Linked DNA regions of Homo sapiens: all the other regions are linked to region 2. A link is a contact called in ENCODE Hi-C or POLR2A ChIA-PET data. All regions are on one chromosome and are shown on one strand. The core of a region is the stretch at or near the end of the contact, and the rest is flanking DNA. Distances in the headings are between cores, read along the strand shown.

What was found. Hi-C counts contacts between places; a loop is a spot of excess contacts on that map. ChIA-PET counts read pairs that join two places held with the same protein, here RNA polymerase II (POLR2A). Pooled maps may share reads with other maps.
Region 1: a pooled map shows a loop between it and region 2 (22-fold over the local background). The contact joins the promoter of TBC1D25 here to the promoter of USP27X-DT in region 2. A Hi-C loop is called at or near these places in 1 of 37 single-sample maps with no recorded cell type and 6 of 50 pooled maps. POLR2A ChIA-PET finds 5 or more read pairs at or near these places in 1 of 52 experiments (PC-9).
Region 3: a map of PC-9 shows a loop between it and region 2 (19-fold over the local background). The contact joins the promoter of GLOD5 here to the promoter of USP27X-DT in region 2. A Hi-C loop is called at or near these places in 1 of 168 maps with a recorded cell type or tissue (PC-9). POLR2A ChIA-PET finds 5 or more read pairs at or near these places in 2 of 52 experiments (PC-3 and activated T-cell).

Annotation. Positions count from the first base shown.
Region 1 is chrX:48,538,246-48,541,221 of GRCh38, forward strand. It overlaps TBC1D25 (TBC1 domain family member 25), which reads left to right and starts at 1,469. Exons shown (of 6, transcript NM_002536.4): 1 at 1,469-1,675. The coding sequence starts at 1,553. RefSeq lists enhancers at 1,123-1,623, 1,624-2,124 and a silencer at 1,410-1,629.
Region 2 is chrX:49,877,500-49,880,659 of GRCh38, forward strand. It overlaps USP27X-DT (USP27X divergent transcript), which reads right to left and starts at 1,857. Exons shown (of 2, transcript NR_026742.1): 1 at 1,592-1,857; 2 at 1-1,248. USP27X (ubiquitin specific peptidase 27 X-linked) reads left to right here and starts at 1,985. Exons shown (of 1, transcript NM_001145073.3): 1 at 1,985-3,160. The coding sequence starts at 2,809. RefSeq lists silencers at 1,807-2,216, 2,257-2,336.
Region 3 is chrX:48,760,118-48,763,271 of GRCh38, forward strand. GLOD5 (glyoxalase domain containing 5) reads left to right here and starts at 1,630. Exons shown (of 4, transcript NM_001080489.3): 1 at 1,630-1,736. The coding sequence starts at 1,674. RefSeq lists a cis regulatory region at 1,382-2,124.

The DNA of each region.
Region 1 (2,976 bases), core at 219-2,718, 1.3 Mb before region 2:
TTGGAAAAGGGACACAAAGACCGGGGATCCTTTGAGCTGGTTCAATAATGGCAGAGCTTTAGAGATATGCTGCTGAGCTCCCTGGGTCTGTCTCGCTTTCTGCCTTCTGAAGGCTTGATTGTTAACTTCTTCCTGGGTTTCAATTAGAAGCATTAGTGTCCTTCCTGGAGTTGAATTACCTGGAAATTTGCCTCCTAGATGTGTAAACTTGGGAAAGTATGATCTCGTCAAGTTTCAGACAAAGGCAAACTAAAAAGCTAGAACTCCAGAGAGCATAATAGTGTTTTTTGGGGGCAAATTATTTAATGAAGTATAACATTCATACAGGAAGTACAAAAATCATCAGTGTACAAAATCTCCATGAATTTTCACAATGTGTAAACCATTTTCCTGTTTTATCTGACCTTACTAAGTCAGGGTATAAATTATTAATTTTTTTTGAAACAGGGCCTTGCTCTGTGGTGCAGGTTAGGGCAGTGGTGTGATCACCGCTCACTGCAGCCTTGACTTCCTGGGCTCAGCCATCCTGCCGCTTCAGCCTCCCGAGTAGCTGGGACTGCAGGTGTGCGCCACCACGTCCAGCTAATTGTTTAATTTTTTGTTAGAGACGGGGTCTCGCTGTGTTGCCCAGGCTGGTCTAGAACTCCTGGGCTCAAGCGATCAGCCCGCCTCGGCCTCCCAAAGTGCTGAGATTATAAGGCGTGAGCCACTGCACCCTGCTGAGTATATTTTTAAAAACACTTTACCCGAGGGCTGTGGCTCACACCTGTAATCCCAACACTTTGAGAGGCCGAGACGGGTGGATCACTTGAGGTCAGGAGTTCGAGACTAGCCTGGGCAACACAGCTAAACCCTGTTTATACAAGATATACAAAAATTGGCTGGGCGTGGTAGCACGCGCCTGTAGTCCCAGCTCTTGGGAGGCTGAGGCAGGAGGATCGCTTGATCATAGCTCACTTTGAGGCTACAGTGAGCTGTGATCGCGCCATTGCACTCCAACCTGGATGACAGAGCGAGACCCTGCCTAAAAAAATAAAAAAAAAAAGGATTTTTTTCTGTTCAGTGGATTCATTTGAAGCGAGGGCCACTGGTATTTGAAATAGATGACATCATCTGCCAGCAGAGGCGTGAGGCAACTTGAGGCGGGGTGTGGGCCTGACGTCATCACGCAGCCTCTTCCTTTCCCCGCCCCCTTCTCTTGGCGAACGAGGCGTCAGTTTAACACCTCCGTGAATCCGGAAGTATGCTGTCAAAACAACCAAACCACGGGGCTGGGGGAGGCGGGGCCTCAGTAGGCGTCTGCACGCTAGCTGAAATAGAGCAAAATGCCCGACTTTTGGGGGCGGGGCTCCTGGCAACAGCACTCTAGGCGCAGGCGCAGAGGCGACCTCCAGGCAGGGCCAGGTGGGAGGGACGGTGGGGGGTAGGGTCGCGCGGCGCCCTCTGCGCCTGCGCCCCGGCACGAGGTGGGGCGGCGGGCGTCAGTACAGTAGAGTGTGCGCCGGGGTGGGGGGCAACGGTCAGCCGTCACCCTGAGACGGGCGGCGGCGGGATGGCAACAGCCTCCGGGGCCTCGGACTTGTCTGGCTCCGGAGCGCCCCCGCCCGGTGTGGGAGCTCAGGCGGCGGCGGCCGCTGAGGAGGAGGAGCGAGAGGTGGTGCGGGTCCGAGTCAAGGTGAGGCTGGCGGTGAGTCGGCCCAGCCGCCGAGGCATCCCAGGGGAGGGGGAGGCGGTGGCTGTCATAGGATGGAGGGCGGGACCTGAGATTTCGGACATAACCTGAGCGGCGAAGCTTGAGGGCCAAGTGATGATGGCGAGGGGTAGGGAGGGCCTGAGAGCCTGAGAGCGTTAGCGACGTACCTTGGGGCGTGGGACTGAAAATAGAGGGACGAGGCGGGGGTCTATGGGATGAATGGGTGGAGCTTATAGACAAAGGGGAGGGGCTATGGGGCTGGAGGAGGGGCCGCAGTAGTTGAGGGTGGGGCTCTGAGGAATGAGAAGGTGCTGGCTCTGGAGTCAGTCAACCCATGTGTTGAGAGTGCACTTATGTGCAAGTTCCCACTTTGATGAGCTGACAGGCTCGTGGGTGGAGACAACTAAAGAAATGAGATGCTTCGGACACTAAAATAATGAAAAAGGTTATGAAATAGGGAGTCACGTTAGCCAAGGTTGTACAGGGAAATCCCCAGAGGAGGTATTGAAGGAGCAGAGACCCGAATAAAAGGAGTCAGCCATGTGCATATTAGAAGGGAAGAGTATTCTAGGCAGAAGGAATAGCAAGGGCAAAGACTAGAGGATGGGAATGAGCCTGGCATGTTCCCGTAGGTTCCTGATTGCTGGAGTGGAGAGAATGAGGGGAAGAGTGGTAGGAGGTGAATCAGAGCGCTAAGACAGAGACAGATCGCCAAGGGCCTTTGGTGTGTATGCTGAGGAAGAACGCTGTTGCCATAGTTCCAGTAAACAATGATGGTGGCTCCGACCAACCAGTGGCACTGGCAGTGATAAGAGGGTCCACACATCACTTCAGTGTAATAGAGCTCTAAGGTAGAAGTTTGACATTCAGAAAAAAGATGATGCCTGAGCTGGGCGTGAACCACGTGAAGAAAGTGGGAGGGATGTTCCAGACAGGGGATCAGCACAATCAATGGCCTGGAGTCAGGATGGTTTCAAGGTAACTTCTAACAGTTTGGTACTACTAGAGTGTAAAGTTCAAAAAACCTGGTGAGAGGCTGGCTGGGGCCCCATAGGCCCGCTTGCTGGGACTCTAGGGTTGCCATTGAAGAGATTGAAGCAGGGGAGTGTTGTAGGTAGATGTGTTAGATTGGTTACAGCACCATAGAGGACTGATTTAACAGGAGCCAGACTGGACACGGTGATTCTGGCAACCATAGTTGAAGGGATATAGAAGAAGGATTGGGGGCCTGAACTCTTGCAGTAGCCTCCTCCTCACTGGACCCTGTGGTCCAGAACACCTGC
Region 2 (3,160 bases), core at 607-3,106:
TGGACCTATGGGCTTCTGCAGGAAGTTGATCACTAAGTCAACAAGTTACCATGGCTAATCTTCAATGGTAGACAGTCCCAGGTACACAGAGATCTTTAGGTCTTTTTGTTGTCAGTCTGGAGGTGGGATGAGAGTATCCTCCACCCCCTCATCCATGACCTCGGTTGTTTTTAGCAGCAGCAGCAGCAGCAGGATTCCTTCAGTGAGTGTGCTAGTTGCAGTTCCTCTGGTTGCAGGCCACAAAGGGCAGGCATTTATTGAAAGGATGCTGGGGTGCTTCAAGGAATTGAAGCAAGAGCTGACTCAGGAAGGGTAGGGCCCAGGGCAACCCTCAGTTTTATGGGAACCACGCATCCTCCTTTCAAGGGCTCCTGATTCCTGAGGCCCAACTCCTGCTGCTAACCCTAGGAGGCCTCCCCATCCCCTCCCTAGAGGAAGGGGCCAGGTGGAGAGCTGATGTCCAGTGCTGAGCAAGGAGAATGTTGCTAGGGTATGTATACTCAGGCAGCACAGCCACACAAGCCAGACAGCGTGCACTAGGCTACAGCCAGCCACCACCAGGATTAGGGGACTAGACTCTTCCTAGAACACTCTTTCTCCTCCTACTCCTGTCCTGATGCCTGCCCTGGGCTGCACTCTCTGGGACCAGCAGCTACAGCCCGACACCCTCGAGCCATGACCCAGGTCTGAGCCACTTGCTCTGGGCACACTCCTCGTGGGCTCTGGGGTGCTGCTGCCCAGTGCCAGCAGCCCCTTGGCACAGGGGTTCCCAGAGGCCTCTCAGCCTCATGTCCGACTCCCTCTCCCTGCTGGCAGCTCCACAGGCTTCTTTCCACTTCCACCTGCTGCCCCCCTCCCCCGGGATGCTGCCAGGGCTTAAGGGTCTTGGGAGTGTGTCCTGTAGTTTAGGCCCCCTCTCAGCTGTAGGGGAAGTGCCAGCTGTAGGGATGGCCTTGTCGTGCCTCGTCCCTCCAGCTGGCCTTGGAGAGAAGAGGTGGATTGTGCCATCGGGCTGCTCAGCGTCTGCTGGGCCAGGAGGCCGGCTGTCAAGCCATTAACCCACCCGTGGCCTTGGGAGCCCAGGAGGACGCGAGCAGCAGGCCCAGACCCTGCAGAGCGCTGATAAGATGGGCCAGGGACGCGCCTCTCCAGGCCCAGCGGCCTTGGTAGCCCGGCCCCCCCGGAGCTGGGGTCCAGGCCTCCCCAGAACTGCAGCTGGAGCTTCATCCTTTTCGGGAAGCGCAGGACCTGGCGTGGGAAGGGAGACAGGGACGAGGCTAGAGGCAGGCTCGGCCGCCGAAATGATGGCCTGTCACGGCTTCTGCCTGCGCTCCCTAGGACCCCCCTCAGAGGGGACATTTCACAGCCTCAGAAACATTTCTGGACTTGGCACCCGCTCGGCCCCCAGCCCCGCAGTGGCCGAGGGAAGCCTGCATAGACGAGGGGAAGGACGAGGAGAGGGGAGGAGACGATGAAGGGGGTCAGAGCAGCGATTGGAGCCGAGAGCTGGAAGCGCCTTAAAGAGACTGCGCGGTCCCCGCCCCCCTTCCCGCCAGCCTCAATGAATTAGAGCTGTGTTTCCCAAACTTGCCTGATCATAAGCAGCCTCTGGGGCCCTAGTTAGAGATACAGGTTCCGGAGTACCTCCCTTCGAGATTCTGATTCAGTAGGCCTGCGGGTGGAGCCAAGGAATCTGTAATTTTAACACGCTCCCCACGTGATTCTCGTGAACAAGCAAGTTTGGAAAATACTGAATTAAAGGAAACGGGGCCTGGCTGCAGAAGCAGCCTCCACTAGGGGGCTTCGGCGGGAGGATTCCCGGGGGCGTCGCCTGCTTCCGCCGCCGCCTCCTTCAGTGAAAGTCCCTTTTGGGTCCAGCTGCCACAGCCACCGCGCTCCCTCAGGCCGGGCGGGGGACACCCCAGGTCTGCGTGGCCCCCGCGCCGCCACGCCCAGTGGCCGCCCGAGCCCTGCGAGCAGGGGGAGGAGCCGCCGCCAGTGGAGGCGGAGGAGGTAGAGGAGGCGGAGACGGCGGAGAAGGCGGAGAGGAAGGTGGAGGCGGAGGCGAAGGTGGAGGGGAAGGCGGAGGCGGCGGGGAAGGCGGAGGCGGCGGGGAAGGTGGACGCCACCGAGAAGGTGGAGACGGCGGGGAAGGTGGACGCCGCTGGGAAGGTGGAGACGGCGGAGGGTCCGGGCCGCCGGGCTGAGCTCAAGCTGGAGCCCGAACCCGAGCCGGTCCGGGAGGCGGAGCAGGAGCCGAAGCAGGAGCTGGAGGATGAGAACCCAGCGCGGAGCGGCGGTGGCGGCAACAGCGACGAGGTTCCTCCCCCCACCCTTCCCTCCGATCCACCGCGGCCCCCCGATCCCTCTCCGCGTCGCAGTCGTGCGCCGCGCCGCCGACCCCGGCCCCGGCCCCAGACCCGGCTCCGTACCCCGCCGCAGCCTAGGCCCCGGCCCCCGCCCCGGCCCCGGCCCCGGCGCGGCCCTGGGGGCGGATGCCTGGATGTGGATTTTGCCGTGGGGCCACCAGGCTGTTCTCACGTGAACAGCTTTAAGGTGGGAGAGAACTGGAGGCAGGAACTGCGGGTTATCTACCAGTGCTTCGTGTGGTGTGGAACCCCAGAGACCAGGAAAAGCAAGGCAAAGTCCTGCATCTGCCATGTGTGTGGCACCCATCTGAACAGACTCCACTCTTGCCTTTCCTGTGTCTTCTTTGGCTGCTTCACGGAGAAACACATTCACGAGCACGCAGAGACGAAACAACACAACTTAGCAGTAGACCTGTATTACGGAGGTATATACTGCTTTATGTGTAAGGACTATGTATATGACAAAGACATTGAGCAAATTGCCAAAGAAGAGCAAGGAGAAGCTTTGAAATTACAAGCCTCCACCTCAACAGAGGTTTCTCACCAGCAGTGTTCAGTGCCAGGCCTTGGTGAGAAATTCCCAACCTGGGAAACAACCAAACCAGAATTAGAACTGCTGGGGCACAACCCGAGGAGAAGAAGAATCACCTCCAGCTTTACGATCGGTTTAAGAGGACTCATCAATCTTGGCAACACGTGCTTTATGAACTGCATTGTCCAGGCCCTCACCCACACGCCGATACTGAGAGATTTCTTTCTCTCTGACAGGCACCGATGTGAGATGCCGAGTC
Region 3 (3,154 bases), core at 380-2,879, 1.1 Mb before region 2:
TTTTTCAAATCTTTTATACAAACCTGTATTCACATATTATTTGTGTAACTCTTTTTAAAGGAAAATCATATGCTTAAAAACAATATCTGGCCGGGCACGGTGGCTCACGCCTGTAATCCCAACACTTCAGGAGGCCAAAGCAGGCCAATTGTAGGCAACATAGCAAGACCTCATCCCTACTAAAAATACAAAAATTAGCCAGGCGTGGTGACACACACCTGTAGTCCCAGCTACCCAGGAGGCTGAGGCAGGAGGATCCCTTGAGCCCAGGAGTTTGAGGCTGCACTGAGCCATCATGGCGCCAGTGGGCTCCAGCATGGGTGACAAAGTGAGACACTGTCTCAAAAAAAAACAAAAACAAAACAATATCCACAACACAAAGTGTTTGTGTTGGGGGTAACTAGAAACAAAAATCTCAAACTCACATGCTCCAGGGGCCAGACAAGTAACCTGTAAGGGAGATGGGGGAGTTCTGCTCAGGGTAAAGTGAACAGCAACTGGGCTGATGAATGTTCTCTGACTCTCAGCAGCGGAAGGTGAGGGTGAGTGAAGGGTGAGTGGGGAGGAGGAGGAAGACTGCAAATCTCATCCCCCAAAACTCATCCCCCAAAATAATTCAGGAACATCACACCCTGGGGCTCAGAACTTTTTTTTTTTTAAACAGAGTCTCACTCTGTCACCCAGGCTGGAGTGCAATGGCGCGATCTCGGCTCACTGCAACCTCCGCCTCCCGGGTTCAAACTATTCTCCTGCCTCAGGCTCCTGAATAGCTGGGACTACAGGTGCACACCACCATGCCTGGGTAATTTTTGTATTTTTAGTAGAGATGGAGCTTTACCATGTTGGCCAGGCTGGTCTCGAACTCCCAGCCTCAAGTAATCCGTCCACCTTGGCCTCCCAAAGTGCTGGGATTACAGGCGTGAGCCACCGTGCTTGACCAAGGGGCTCAGAACTCTTAAGAGTTCAGGGATCTTGGCTTGGAAACAGACACCTAATGGGTCAGAGCAGTCATACTCTAACTCAGATAGCTCACAACTTCATACCCCTGACACACACTCTCAAACAGCTCACAGATCTCACACTTTGGAGACATACCCCTAAGTAGACCAGAGGCATCACACGCTAGAATAAAGATCCCCTTAATACTTGGTGGTTTTTCAGTATTATTATTATTGAGATGGAGTCTTGCTCTGTCACCCAGGCTGAAATGCAATGGCGCCATCTCGGCTCACTGCAACCTCCGCCTCCCGGATTCACGCGATTCTCCTGCCTCAGCCTCCCAAGTAGCTGGGATTACAGGCGCCCGCCACCATGCCTGGCTAATGTTTTGTATTTTTAGTAAAGATAGGGTTTTGCCATGTTGTCCAGGCTGGTCTCGAAATCCTGATCTCAGGTGATCCACGTGCCTTGTCCTCCCAAAGTGCTGGGATTACAGGCATGAACCACCGCACCCAGCCTTCAGTGTTAACAAGAAGTAATCCCTTACACACATCCACTTTAAGCTTTCAATTTTGAGGCCCTGAATTTAATGTTAAAGTCCTTCCATTTGCACTACCTACCTGTGTCACCTCCCACAGTCCTCAGCCTGTGCCCTCCCATTCCTGCCCCTTGATCTCCAGGCGCTGAGCCAGAGGATTGTCGGGAGGACCCTGGGCAAAGACGCCTACCCTGCCATGCTGCGCCATCTGCCCTCCAGGCTGCCAGTCAAGATGTGGGGCAGGACTTTGGAGAAACAGGTGAACAAGATGGCCCCTGGGGATCTGGGGCAAGGGTGTTGGCACTGAAACTGGTCTAGTAACCTGTTTCCCTTCTCTGCGGGCTCCCATTTCCTGTCCTCCTCTCTCCCTTTCTCTTTCAGAGACAAGCAGAGGGCAGCAGAGGCCCATGGAAAGGCCCGGCTCTAAGCCATGGAGGGCCCTGTGCTCAGGTGTGCAGGGCTGGGCCGGGGCTGAGGGCTGGCTCCTCCCCCAGTTTAGCCAGGGACAGGTGGAGAGATACAAAGGTGGCTCACGCAGGGTGCCCCCAAAGCTGTCATGATTAAGGCCATGTGGAGAGAGGCTAGGAAACACAGCGCTGACCTTGAGCTTTAGGAGAGGAATTCAGAGGCCCCTGGCAACCTGAAGGGGACCTTGAAGAGGACCCTGTAGGAAGACAGAACACTTCCCTGTAGAGGAGGCCAAAGGAGGAAGGACATGGTGTTCCGGGCACTCTGACTATAGGGATTTTATATGCTGTGGTGAGAAATAAAATGGATTATATTTTTGTAGAGTGTGTAAAACGGGGCTTGGCACACAGTAAGCCTTGTGTGATTACTATGTCTTTTTTTTTTTTTTTTTTTGAGACCGAGGTTTGCTCTTGTCGCCCAGGGTGGAGTGCAGTGGTGCAATCTCAGGTCACTGCAACCTCTGCCTCCCAGGTTCAAGCGATTCTCCTGCCTCAGCCTCCCGAGTAGGGGATTACAGGTGCACGTCACCATGCCCAGCTAATTTTTGTATTTTTAATAGAGACAGGATTTCACCATGTAGGCCAGGCTGGTCTCAAACTCCTGACCTCATGTAATCCACCCACCTTGGCCTCCCAAAGTGCTAGGATTACAGACGTGAGCCACTGCACCCAGTCCTTTGTGTGATGACTATGTCTTGATCATCATTTTATAAAGCAGGCTTTGTAACTTCACCTCCAAGAGTCTGCAGGATCCAGACCCTGCCTTGCCCTCCCACTTATCTCTCACTCACTCTTGGGTTCTGAGCTACGCTGGCCTTCCTGTTATTGAAGACAGCCATCCCTGCTCGTCCTTGAATTTGCAAGGATGGAGCTCCGAGTCTGCAAAGCAGGATCTGGGGAGTGAATCTAAGCTGGCAGGGAAGAATAGAATAATGGGAGGAATAGGTGGAGTTTATTTCTAACAGACTATCAAAATGATGCAGATGTGGCCAAAGCAGTGCTTAGAGGAAATCTATAGTTCTAAATGCACAGATCAGAAAAGTAGAAAAGTTGAAAATCAATGACCTGAGCTTCCCTATCAAGAAACTGGGAAAAGAATGGCAAGTGGAACCTAAGAAAGTAGAAGGAAGGAAATTATAACAGCAGAAACTGGTGAAATAGAAAGCAAAGATACAATAAAGCCAACAATGTTAAAAGTTGATTCTTTGAA